Linked DNA regions of Homo sapiens: region 2 is linked to region 1. Evidence: read pairs that join two places in POLR2A ChIA-PET (ENCODE). Cell type or tissue: B cell. All regions are shown on one strand. Each heading gives the region's core, and the rest is flanking DNA. Links, peaks and the distances in the headings are about the cores only.

Region 1 (6,134 bases), core at 945-4,944:
CAGAATTGAAAGTTTGGAGACTGTCTCATTTATGGGTCACTTAAGAAGTAAGAGTCGCCTTCCCCCTCACCGTTGGTATCACGCATCTCCTCTTCTCTCTTCTTCATGTAGGCAAAATCATTAACAATAGATTCTGAAAGGTCTTCTAGGCGTCGCAGCTCTACCTCTAATGGTTTGAGCTTCTCAACTTTTGCAATCTGGAAAAGAATGGAATATTTTCAGCTCTCTGAAAACATCGCTTCAGTCAAGAACATAAAGAAGGCAACAGAGAAGTCTTTTTTAAAGTTTCACCAGATTTAAATTCTCTCCTATCAATCATCCTAACATATTTTAAAATTTGGGCTTCTTTCTTTCCCTATAGACTATATCTTTCCATTTCAGACCTTTTTTGATACTTTAATTTTGACTAAAATCTTAGAAGTAATATAATAACCGTAGGCTATAAAGTAAGATATACTATTGTCTCAAGATTTTTTACTTTTTTTTTGAGACAGGGTTTTACTCTGTTGCCCAGGCTGGAGTGCAGTGGCACAGTCTTGGCTCACTGCAGGCTCGACCTCCTGGGCTCAGGCAATCCTCTTGCCTCAGCATCCCAAGTAGCTGGGACCACAGTCATGCACTGCCACACCCAGCTAATTTTTATACTTTTTCTAGAGATGGGGTTTTGCCATGTTGCCCAGGCTGGTCTCGAACTCCTAAGCTCAAGCAATCTGTCCGCCTTGGCCTCCCAAAGTGTTGGGACTACAAGTGTGAGCCACCATGCCCAGCTGATTTTTGACTTTAGTAAAGCACTTTACTTTGCACTTCCACTCATGTCTAAGAAGTAAACTATTGTTAATACAATAAATGTGGGAGTCATATTAAGTCAAACCTGGTTTTAGAAGAAAAACCACTAAATTCATTAAACCTTTGACAGTACATAGGAATGTGAGCATGTGTTGTTATAGCATTAAAGTAATAATTCAAAATACACAATTAGAGAATTCTGGTTCATATAAATCCTACAACAACTTTAAGGTTTAATATCAGAGCTCAGATGTGAGAAAACTGCACTGAATTTTTTATGTATTTTTTTCTTTTAGAATGACACAGCCAGTTATCAAAAGAAATCTTCAAGGAATTCCCTGTATGCTGAGGAATGAAGGATGTGAGAAAGAAATTAACTGTCTTCTGCTCTCAAGTTAGACCCCTAAGAAAACTCTTAAGAGTATCTAATAACTAGAGGCATCTGTCACACCAGCAAAGATGTCATTATTGTTTTTTTCTTATCAGTCTTAGATTATGCTTTGCTTTAAAATGAGATACACCACCAGAGCTTTCCAGATCTTTTTTTTTTTTTTTGGAGATGGAGTCTCACTCTTGCCAGGCTAGAGTGCAGTGGTGTGGTTTTGGCTCACTGCAACCTCTGCCTCCTGGGTTCAAGTGATTCTCCTGCCTCAGCCTCCTAAGTAGCTGGGACTACAGGCGTGCGCCACCACACCCAGCTAATTTTTTGTATTTTTAGTCGAGATGGGGTTTCACCATGTTGGTCAGGATGGTCTCGATCTCTTGACCTCGTGATCCACCTGCCTCGGCCTCCCAAAGTGCTGAGATTACAGGCGTGATCCACCATGCCCGGCCAGCTTTCCAGATCTTAAAACTTTTACATACCAGTTGCTCTTAAAGTTTCCACATAGAGAATTCTTTAATAATTCTGTTTCTGGCCGGGTGTGGTGGCTCACACCTGTAATCCCAGCACTTTGGGAGGCCGAGGTGGGTGGAACACGAGGTCAGGAGATCGAGACCATCCTGGCTAACACGGTGAAACCCCGTCTCTACTAAAAATAAAAAAAAAAAATAGCTGGGCGTGGTGGCGGGCGCCTGTAGTCCCAGCTACTCGGGAGGCTGCGGCAGGAGAATGGCGTGAACCCAGGAGGCGGAGCTTGCAGTGAGTTGAGATTGTGCCACTGCACTCCAGGATGGGTGACAGAGCGAGACTCCATCTCAAAAAAAAAAAAAAAAATTCTGTTTCTTTCTTTCTTTTTTTTTTTTTTTTAAGGATGGAGTCTCACTCTGTTGCCCAGGCTGGAGTACAGTGGTATGATCTTGGCTCACTGCAACCTCTGCCTCCCAGGTTCAAAAAAATCCTCCCACCTCAGCCTCCTGAGTAGCTGGGATTACAGGTGTGTGCCACCCCACCCAGCTAATTTTTATATGTTCAGTAGAGATGAGATTTCACCACGTTGGCCAGGCTGGTCTTGAACTCCTAACCTCAGGTGATCCATCCACCTCGACCTCCCAAAGTGCTGGGATTACAGGCGTGAGCCACTGCACCTGGCCTTAATAATTCTGTTTATATATCTGCTTCTTTACTCCCTATTTACTGTACATTCCCTATGGCCCACTTTTTTTTCTCTCCTTTGTTCAATTCATTGTCCTTGTCCTTTTCTTTGTGAAATGTTAACAGCAGTTAACAAGGGATGAATAGGAGGCATTTATTTTATGTTTTCTTATTATATTCTTCACTAAATGTGTGATGAACAAAAGTTATTTAAAATAAAACAAACTGCTGTTAAAATTGGGATGTAAAAATTGAGTTTATATTTAAGGTCCATAAAAATATGGTGATAGACTTGCGATGATACACCTACAGTTTTCTCTCACCAGAAGCACATTTTCTTGCGTTTGTAAAATGTTGGCTAGAGTTAACGGTGTGACTGGTAACTGCAGAACAGCTTCTGGGTGTAAGATTTAACCAATAGTTAATGCACAGAGCTAACTTTCCTAAGTGAATGGCCAAATGCCAGGTTTTGTCATTAACCCAGAATATATATCTGTTCATTGATCTCATATAGAGCTGCAGAACAAAAAAAAATTCCTCAAGAAAAATACAGGAGCTATACAAGCTGAACCTTAGTCTAACATCTTCCCTCCTGCTCTATACTTCCCCACTCAGAGCTTCCTAAATGAGACAGTATAAAGGAAATGGCATGATACTTCTTAGAGATAAATTATTTAAAGTTCCCTAAATAGAAACTTGCAAAAGAAACTGGAAGTGAAACTATGGCTGTGCCTCTGCCAGCTGAAAATGATATTAAAAAAAAAATTACTTTAAAGCCTACTGAATCCCACAGCCTTTGCTTCTTTTTTTTTTTTTTTTTTTTATTTTTGTTGTTGTTGTTGTTAAAGGACAATAGTCCAGAGACCTAAAACCCGAAAAACAATGATGGAATTAAACCTGGTACTGAAGATGGCTTTTGTAGATTACAGCCCCCCACAAGCTGTTCCCAATCCCTTTCCAGTAATAAAACTTATTTTTTAGTTGTACAACCAACACATAAATATATTCTTTGGCTAAAAATTTAAACTATCCAGAAGCAAAGAGAATATAAACCAAAAGTCTACCTTCATGGTTCCTCAATTCCCACATTGCTTTCCAGAGGTAAAGATGCTTATAAACTTGATGTATTATCTTTCCACACCTTTTCTTCTGAGACACTATGCTTTTGTATGTAAATGTACACAGAAAAATATAACTTAAAATCTATTTATAAATGGCATACTACACACATTGTTCTATAGCTTTTTTCCATTTAGTAAGATCTTTCCAAAAATGTCAGTGCTTATCAATTCATCTTATTCTTAACTGCTGCACAGCATTCCACACAGCTAGTATTCCACATTGTTTAGTTAATCATTCAATTCCCAACCCCTTTTCTAGTACAGGTGCTACTTCAGACTCTACACCTCTATTCATAACCAAACAGTCAAATTCCTATCTTCAAAGTTGATTTTATTTCCTCAACAAAATCTCTGCTGAGGCCAAGCGTGGTGGCTCACACCTGTTATCCCAATACTTCGAGAGGCTGAGGCAGGAGGATCACTTGAGCCTGGGAGGTCAAGGCTGCAGTGAGCCAAGATCATGCCACTATACTCCATCCTGGGAGACAAACTGAGACTCCGACTCAAAAAAAAAAAAAAAAAATCTATTGAATCCCATCTTTCATCCAGAAAATTATTTTCAGACCTTCATTAGTGGGATGAAGGTCTCATTTTGGTCTCATTTCCTAGAAGCCATTTTTGCCTAATAAGTACCTTCACTCATGATACTAATTTAAAATCTAGAAATCTTAAAGAAATCTCAAGAGACTAAAACAGTACTGAAATCTAGCTTGCCATTCCAAACACCTAGTACACCATGGATACTCAATAGTAAAAAACAACAATCATGGATATATTTCTATGTTGAATCTAAACCTAGAAATCCAAATAATATTTGGAGGAAATCAAAGAACAAAGATCTTTTCAAACCACCAAAATCTGACGGACTTAACAATTAAATGCTATTAAGGAAAGTAATTCCGCCTTCCTCCATGTGAGAACACAGTGAGGAGGCAGTATGCATTCAGAAGAGGACCCTCACCAGAACCTGACCACACTGGCACCCTGATCTTGAACTTCCTAGACTCCAGAACTATGAGAAATAAATTTCTGTTGTTTATTCTTTTTGAGATGGACTCTTGCTCTGTCACCCAGATTCTCCTGCCTCAGCCTCCCAAGTAGCTGGGATTACAGGCACGTGCCACCACGCCCAGCTAATTTTTGTATTTTTAGTAGAGACAGGGTTTCACCATGTTGGTCAGGCTGGTCTCGAACTTGTGACCTCATGATCCGCCCTCCTCGGCCTCCCAAAGTGCTGGGATTACAGGCGTGAGCCACTGGGCCTGGCCTGTTTATTTTTACAAAAGAAAAAAATTAGCCAGGTGTGGTGGCTCACGCCTGTAATCTCAGCACTTTGGGAGGCTGAAGCGGATGGATCACTTGAGACCAGGAGTTTGAGACCAGCCTGGCCAACATGGTGAAACCCAGTCTTTATTAAAATTACAAAAATTAGCTGGGCATGGTGGCGCATGCCTGTAGTCCCAGCTACTCAGGAGGCTGAGGCACGAGAATCCTTTGAACCTGGGAGGCAGAGGTTGCAGTGAGCTGAGATGGCACCGCTGCACTCCAGCCTGGGCTGGGTGGACTCTGTCTCAAAAAAATAAATAAATGAAGAAGTAGTAGTAGTAGTCAGTGGTTTAAAACAAAAAACAAAAAACCTTCACTGCAGGCAGGGCACAGTGGCTCATGCCAGTAATACCAGCACTTTGGGAAGCCAAGGCAGGTGGATTGCTGGAGACCAGGCTGGGCAACACAGCAAGACCCCATCTCTATTACAAAGTAGTAATAATAATAAAGAAAAAAAAACTTTATTGCAAGAATATATAACAATAGACTTTTATTACCAGCTTAAAACAAATATAAAAAAGTTTCTTGATTTTTTTTAAACATTTTAAGGCCTTAACGTTTTTTTCTGAGTTCTTATTATGTGCAAGGTACCAAGGTAAGTTATGATCTTAAGCTCTCACAGCTTATATAGTAAGTTATAACCATAATATATGGCTTTATGTAGTAACTTCTATAACAAAAAATACACATTAAAAACAGTTCTAGTTGGGAGGACAAAGTGAAGCTTAACAGGAAGTGGGTGAGCTGGGTCTCACAAGTTGGGCAGGACTTTTGAGAGGGCATTCAAGGCTGAGGGGAACCTGTAAACCAAAACACGGAGGGAGTAAAGTGCAGGCATGTTTAGCAACTACGAATAGTCTAGACATAAGTAGTCTGGTGTGCTAGAAACTAGACTATAGGGTATGTGTGCATGTACACACATAACTGCCACACACTTGTGCTTGGGGAGGGTAGGGGATAATAGCAAATAAAAGGCTCAAAAGTTAGGCTGAGACTAAATTAGGGAAGGGGATGAAAAAGGTAGTATAATGAATCAGAGCCATTCATATATGCTCACAATGTAGTATATTTTGTAATCTCATTTAATCCTCGTAACCCTATAAGGTGAATATTTTTATCCTTAAGTTTTGCAGATGAGGAAACTAAGGCTCTGAGGTATTAAATAATTTGCCCAAAGTATCACAGCTTGGTGCAGTTGGCATTAGAATCCAAGTCTATGTGAGTTTATTCTGTAAGTACTAGAAATTTAATAAAGAAAACCAGATGAGTATACTAAGTTTTTCCTGAATCAAAGGTGAAATGAACAAGCTATATTAGGCCACAAGGATCTATATAAGTTGTCCTGTTTGCTTGACTAATAAAGTTTG
Region 2 (6,134 bases), core at 1,052-5,051, 1.1 Mb before region 1:
CACAAGGGTTTATTCTTTCACCTAAAGGAGGCCTGGAGGTAAGCAATCCACAGCAGGAATGGTAGTGCCACAAAGTTAATAGACACTCAGCTTCCTTAACTTTGCTCTGCAACACTTGGCTTACATCCTCAAACTCACCTCACAGCCTGGGGGGCGCTGCTGGAGCTCTAACCATTCCTTTAAATAGCAGGAAGGAAGAAAAAAAGAAAAAAGTGTGCCTCTCGTTTAAGAGGTCTTTCTGGAAGTCCTACACACATTTCTATTTACATATCATTGACTAGAAAATGGTTATGCTGAACTTCAAGGGAGACTGGGAATTTTCAGCTGGACTTAACTGCCTTTCTGAATGAAGTTGGGGTTTTATTACTATGGAGGAAAGGGAAAGGGAAAATAGATATTGGGATAGGCAACAAGGAGATGCCATAGTTTCCAATATAGTTATTAATGTTTTACTATATAGTTATAGAGAGAGAGAGAAAGACGGAGTCTCACTCTCACCCAGGCTAGAATGCAGTGGCATGATCTTGGCTCACTGCAACCTTTACCTCCTGGGTTCAAGTGATTCTCCTGACCCAGCCTCCTGAGTAGCTGGGACTACAGGCATGCACCACCACGGCCAGCTAATTTTTGCATTTTTTAGTAGAGACAGGGTTTTGCTATGTTGGCCAGGCTGATCTCGAACTCCTGACCTCAGGTGATCCACCCACCTTGGCCTCCCAAAGCTCCAGGATTACAGGCATGAGCCACCATGCTCAGCCCTTCATTCTTTTTCATGGCTGCAAGAAAGTTTCTTAATTAGCACAATTCATAATTAGTAGATTGCCTTCCCAAGTCCAGACAAGGACCCTAGGATGTTTGTTACTCTCTATATAGAATACCAAAATATCACCTCAGCTTGGCATAAAACTTAAATCTCATGAAGTAATGGAAATTAGTAAGGAACTTCCTAAGTTCTGGAATGATTAAAAAAAAAATCAGCCGGGCGCAGTGGCTCACGCCTGTTATGCTGGCTGAGGCAGGCAGATCACCTGAGGTCAGGAATTCGAGACCAGCCTGGCAAACATGGTGAAACCCTGTCTCTACTAAAATTGCAAAAATTAGCTGGGCGTGGTGATGGGCACCTGTAATCCCAGCTACTCAGGAGCCTGAGGTAGGAGAATTGCTTGAACCCAGGAGATGGAGGTTGCAGTGAGCTGAGATTGTGCCACTGCCCTCCAGCCTGGGCGACAGAGCAAGATTCCATCTCAAAAGAAAAAAAAAATCACCTCTCATCTTTCTGTTTTTAGGAGATCAATGATCTGTTGGTTAAGGAAAAGATTATGCAACTTGTCCAGCAGAGATCACAAATCCAAACCCTTCAGAAGAAGGTAGTAAACTTGGAGACTGCTCTGAGTTACATGACCAAAGAGTTTGAGAGTGAAGTTTTAAAACTGCAGCAACACGCAATGATAGAGAACCAAGCAGGTCAGGTAGAAATTGACAAGCTGCAGCACCTTCTTCAGATGAAGGACAGGGAAATGAATCGTGTGAAGAAGCTGGCCAAGAACATACTGGATGAGAGAACAGAAGTGGAAAGATTCTTTTTAGATGCTCTGCACCAAGTGAAGCAACAGATCCTAATTAGCAGGAAGCATTATAAGCAGATAGCACAAGCTGCTTTCAATTTAAAAATGAGAGCAGCATGTACAGGAAGAACAGAATATCCCAAAATCAGAACATTTGATGGCAGAGAGCACAGCACCAATAGTGTGAATCAGGATCTTCTGGAGGCCGAAAAATGGTACTAGCAATACTTTATTATTATCTTTTTGCTGCTATTTTTGTGTCCTTTACAGAAAGAGGAAGTCTGAAAAGTTTAGTTTTATAATATTCAAGTATTGAATAGATTTCTCAGTAGGTTACTTGAGGACAGGAACTGACTTATTCATCTTTGTAATCTCTAGGCTTAGCATAGCATGTGGGGCTTTGGACGTATTCTTAGTATATTCCCCTCTGTCTCATGATAGAAGTCTTGTTAAGGAGACTATTTTTCCCATAGGTTGTTTTTTATATAAGATATATAAGGTCATTATGTATCTTTTCACTTGTTCCTTTGTTTCCCATAAATTGGACATTTGTTATAAAAGCCTGATTAGATTCAGGTTAAACTTTTTTGTTTTTTTAAAGGCAGGGTCTCACTACGTTGCCCAGGCTGGTCTTGAACTCCTGGCCTCAAGTGATCCTCCTGCCTCAGCCTCTCAAAGTGGTGGAATTACAGGCGTGAGCCACTGCACCAATCCAGGTTAAACATTTTTGATACGCATACTTTCAGAAATATTTTGTACCGTTTACTATCCTGAGATGAAATTCATAGGTGATAATATCTATCCAACCATATAATTAAAAAAAAATCAATATAACAATTATTTGTAGGCCAGGCATGGTGGCTTACACCTGTAATCCCAGCACTTTGGGAGGCCAAGTCGGATGGATCACTTAAGGCCAGGAGTTCAAGACCAGCCTGGCCAACATGGTGAAACCCTGTCCCACTAAAAATACAAAAATTAGGCTGGGTGTGGTGGCTCATACCTGTAATCCCAGCACTTTGGGAGGCCGAGGAGGGTGGATCGCCTGAGGTCAGGAGTTCGAGACCAGCCTGACCAACATGGTGAAACCCTGTCTCTACTAAAAATACAAAAATTAGCTGGGCATGGTGGCACATTCCTGTAATCCTAGCTACTTGGGAGGCTGAGGCAGGAGAATCATTTGAATCCAGGAGATGGAGGTTTCAATGAGCCAAGATCACGCCATTGCACTCCAGCCTGGGTGACAAGAGCAAAACACTGTCTCAAAAAAACAAAACAAAAAACAAAAATTAGCTGGGCGTGGTGGCGGGGGTCTGTAGTCCCAGCTACTCAGTAGGCACAAGAATCGCTTGAACCCAGGAGGCAGAGGTTGCAGTGAGCCAAGATTGCATCACTGCACTCCAGCCTGGGCAACAGAGTGAGACCCTGTTTCAAAAAAACAAACAAACAAAAAACCAAAACAATTATTTGTAACAATTCTTTGTTATAGAGAACTGTCCCATGGATTGGAGGACAATCAGTAGTGCCCCCAGCATTGTATTAACCAAAAGTCCCCCAAAATTTTCCAAAATTTTAGAGATCTGCTGCCACTATGATAAAGGTAACAGAATGTTTGAGACAGTTGCAGACTATATATTACATAATGATTAACTTTGTTTCCTATTAGCATTTTTGTTTCTTAGAGCAGTCTCCTCCCTATAAACCATGGATTAAATTATAGTCCATTTTGAGGGTTATTCTGAAAGAAAATTATTTTATATTCCAATGCAATTAGATTCTTCAAAGGCCCTAACTCAAGAAACTTAAAAGGACTGCAGCCTGGAACTCCTGGGCTCAAGTGATCCTCCTGCCTCAGCCTCACAAAGCGCTGGGATTACAGGCACGAGCCACCATGCCCAGCCTAACATCTTCCAAATGTGTTTTTTGCTTTAAATTATTTTTAAAGGACTAATTTTATAGGTTGTTTTGAATTATATGGCTGTTGAGAAGGTTGGACATGCTCAGTAGTCTCTGATAGATAAGATTCTTCTTCAAAATGCCTAAACTATAATTTACTTCTTGTCATATTCAGAAATCTGTAATACTACTACTGTTACCAAGAGATTTGCTGTAATTTCTCTTTTTTATTTAATACATCAAATAAGTTGAGTCCCTACCATATATAAGGCAGTTTTCTTTATATCCTTTTGTTTACGAAATAGTAAGTGTTATACATTTTCAGAGGAAGTTAAATGATTGTCTACATTGTTACTGCAGTAACTGGACTCTTCCTATTCTGTGTTCTATGTGACATTTTTGCTACTGACCACCTTAACACTTTAGCCTTAGTGTCCTATTGCCTCTATCAGCAGGGCAGAAATGGTGGTTAACATATTACATCATCGGGCTGGGCGCAGTGGCTCACGCCTGTAATCCCAGCACTTTGGGAGGTTGAGACAGGTGGATCAAGAGGTCAGGAGTTCAAGACCAGCCTGGCCAAGTTGCTGAAACCCCGTCTCTACTAAAAATACAAAAATTAGCCAGGCATGATGGCACACACCTGTAATCCCAGCTACTCAGGAGGCTGAGGCAGGAGAATCACTTGAACCTGGGTGGCAGAGGTTGCAGTGAGCCAAGATTGTGCCACTGCACTCCAGCCTGGGCAACAGAGCAAGACTCCATCTCAAAAAAAAAAAAATTACATCATCTATTTAAATGGTAGATTGGAAAAGGACAGTTGAAGTATATGGTAATCGGCTGGGTGTGGTGGCTCATGCCTGTAATTCCAGCACTTTGGGAGGCTGAGGCAAGAGGATCATTTGAGTCCAGTAGTTAAAGACCAGCCTGGGCAACACAGTGAGACCCCACCTCTACAAAAAACAAAACAAAAAGTAGCCTGGCATGATGGTGTGCATCTGTAGTCCCATCTACTCGGGAGGCTGAGGTGGGAGGATTGCTTGAGCCCAGGAGTTCGAGGCTGCAGTGAGCCATGGCTGCAGTGAGCCATGGCTGCAGTGAGCCATGATGATGCCACTGCACTCCAGCCTGGCAACACAGTGAGACCTAGTCTCAAAAAATAATAATAAATAAAATAAATTTTTTAAAAAATGAAGTATATGGTAATCATAAGACAAAACCTAGACTTTTTAATTTAATTAATTAATTTATTTTTTTGAGATGGAATCTCACTCTGTCGCCAGGCTGGAGTGCAGTGGCGATCTTGGCTCACTGCATCCTCTGACTTCCGGGTTCAAGCGATTCTCCTGCCTCAGCCTCCCAAGTAGCTGGGATTACAGGTGCGTGCCACCATGCCCGGCTAATTTTTGTATTTTTAGTAGAGACGGGGTTTCACCATGTCAGCCAAGAAGGTCTCGCTCTCCTGACCTTGTGATCTGCCTGCCTCGGCCTCCCAAAGTGCTGGGATTACAGGTGTGAGCCACTGCACCCGGCCGACTTTTTTATTTTTTTGAGACGGTCTCACTCTATTGCCCAGGTTGGAGTGCAGTGGCACCATCATGGCTCACTGCAGCCTTGACTGGGCCCAAGCGATCCTCCCACCTCAGCCCCCCAAGTAGCTAGGACTACAGGCATGTGCCACCATGCCAGGCTAATTTTAAAATTATTTTTATAGAGAAAAGGGTTTCACTACATTTCCCAGGCTGGTCTTGAACTCTTGCCCTCAAGGTATTCTCCCACCTTGGCCTCCCAAAGCTCCAGGATTACAGGTGTGAGCCACCGCACCTGGCCAAAACCTAAACTTTTTTTTTTTTTTGAGAGAGTCTCACTCTGTCGCCCAGGCTGGAGTGCAATGATGCCATCTTGGCTCACTGCAACCTCCACCTCCCGGGTTTAAGCGATTCTCCTGCCTCAGCCTCCCGAGGAGCTGGGACTACAGGTGCATGCCACCACGTCTGGCTGATTTTCTTTTTTTTGAGACAGAGTCTTCGCTCTGTCACCCAGGCTGGAGTGCAGTGGCACAATCTCGGCTCACTGCAAGATCTGCCTCCAGGGTTCAAGCCATTCTCCTGCCTCAGCCTCCCAAATAGCTGGGACTACAGGCTCCTGCCACCATGCCCGGCTAATTTTTTTGTATTTTTTAGTAGAGACAGAGTTTCACCATGTTAGCCAGGGTAGTCTTGATCTCCTGACCTCGTGATCCGCCCGCCTCGTCCTCCCAAAGTGCTAGTATTACAGGTGTGAACCACTGCGCGCAGCCTAATTTTCGTATTTTTAGTAGAGACAGCGTTTCACCATGTTAGCCAGGATGGTCTTGATCTCCTGACCTCATGAACCACCCACCTTGGCCTCCCAAATTACTGGGATTACGGGTGTGAGCCACCGCACCTGGCCTAAACAACTTTTTTTTTCTTGTTCCCTTTGTCTGTGTCTCTAAATAAATAATGTTACATTACAGTTTTTTTTGTTGTTTTTTTTTTTGAGTCGGAGTCTCGCTCTGTTGCCAAGGCTGGAGTGCAGTGGCACGATCTCAGCTCACTGCAACCTCCACCTCCCAGGTTCAAGTGATTCTCCTGCCTCAGCCTCCTGAGTAGCTGGGATTACAGGTGCCCACCACCATGCCCAGCTAATTTT

Evidence for each region. Peaks named below come from ENCODE experiments on the same cell type or tissue, not always from the same donor. Only the 100,000 strongest peaks of a DNase experiment are listed, where the experiment ranks them.
Region 2: POLR2A ChIA-PET joins it to region 1 with 7 read pairs; 1 of 35 experiments calls an interaction of 5 or more read pairs at or near these places.

Annotation. Positions count from the first base shown.
Region 1 is chr14:75,135,690-75,141,823 of GRCh38, forward strand. It overlaps TMED10 (transmembrane p24 trafficking protein 10), which reads right to left. Exons shown (of 5, transcript NM_006827.6): 4 at 71-197. Among named protein-coding and RNA genes, the nearest start is that of NEK9, 12 kb to the left of the region's middle. In B cell, for the core only: no CTCF peak of the experiment used is centred there; a DNase peak (open chromatin) is centred at 2,972; H3K4me3 peaks cover 890 bases; H3K27ac peaks cover 2,310 bases.
Region 2 is chr14:74,048,416-74,054,549 of GRCh38, forward strand. It overlaps BBOF1 (basal body orientation factor 1), which reads left to right. Exons shown (of 12, transcript NM_025057.3): 8 at 1,287-1,780. Among named protein-coding and RNA genes, the nearest start is that of BBOF1, 32 kb to the left of the region's middle. In B cell, for the core only: no CTCF peak of the experiment used is centred there; no DNase peak of the experiment used is centred there; H3K27ac peaks cover 412 bases.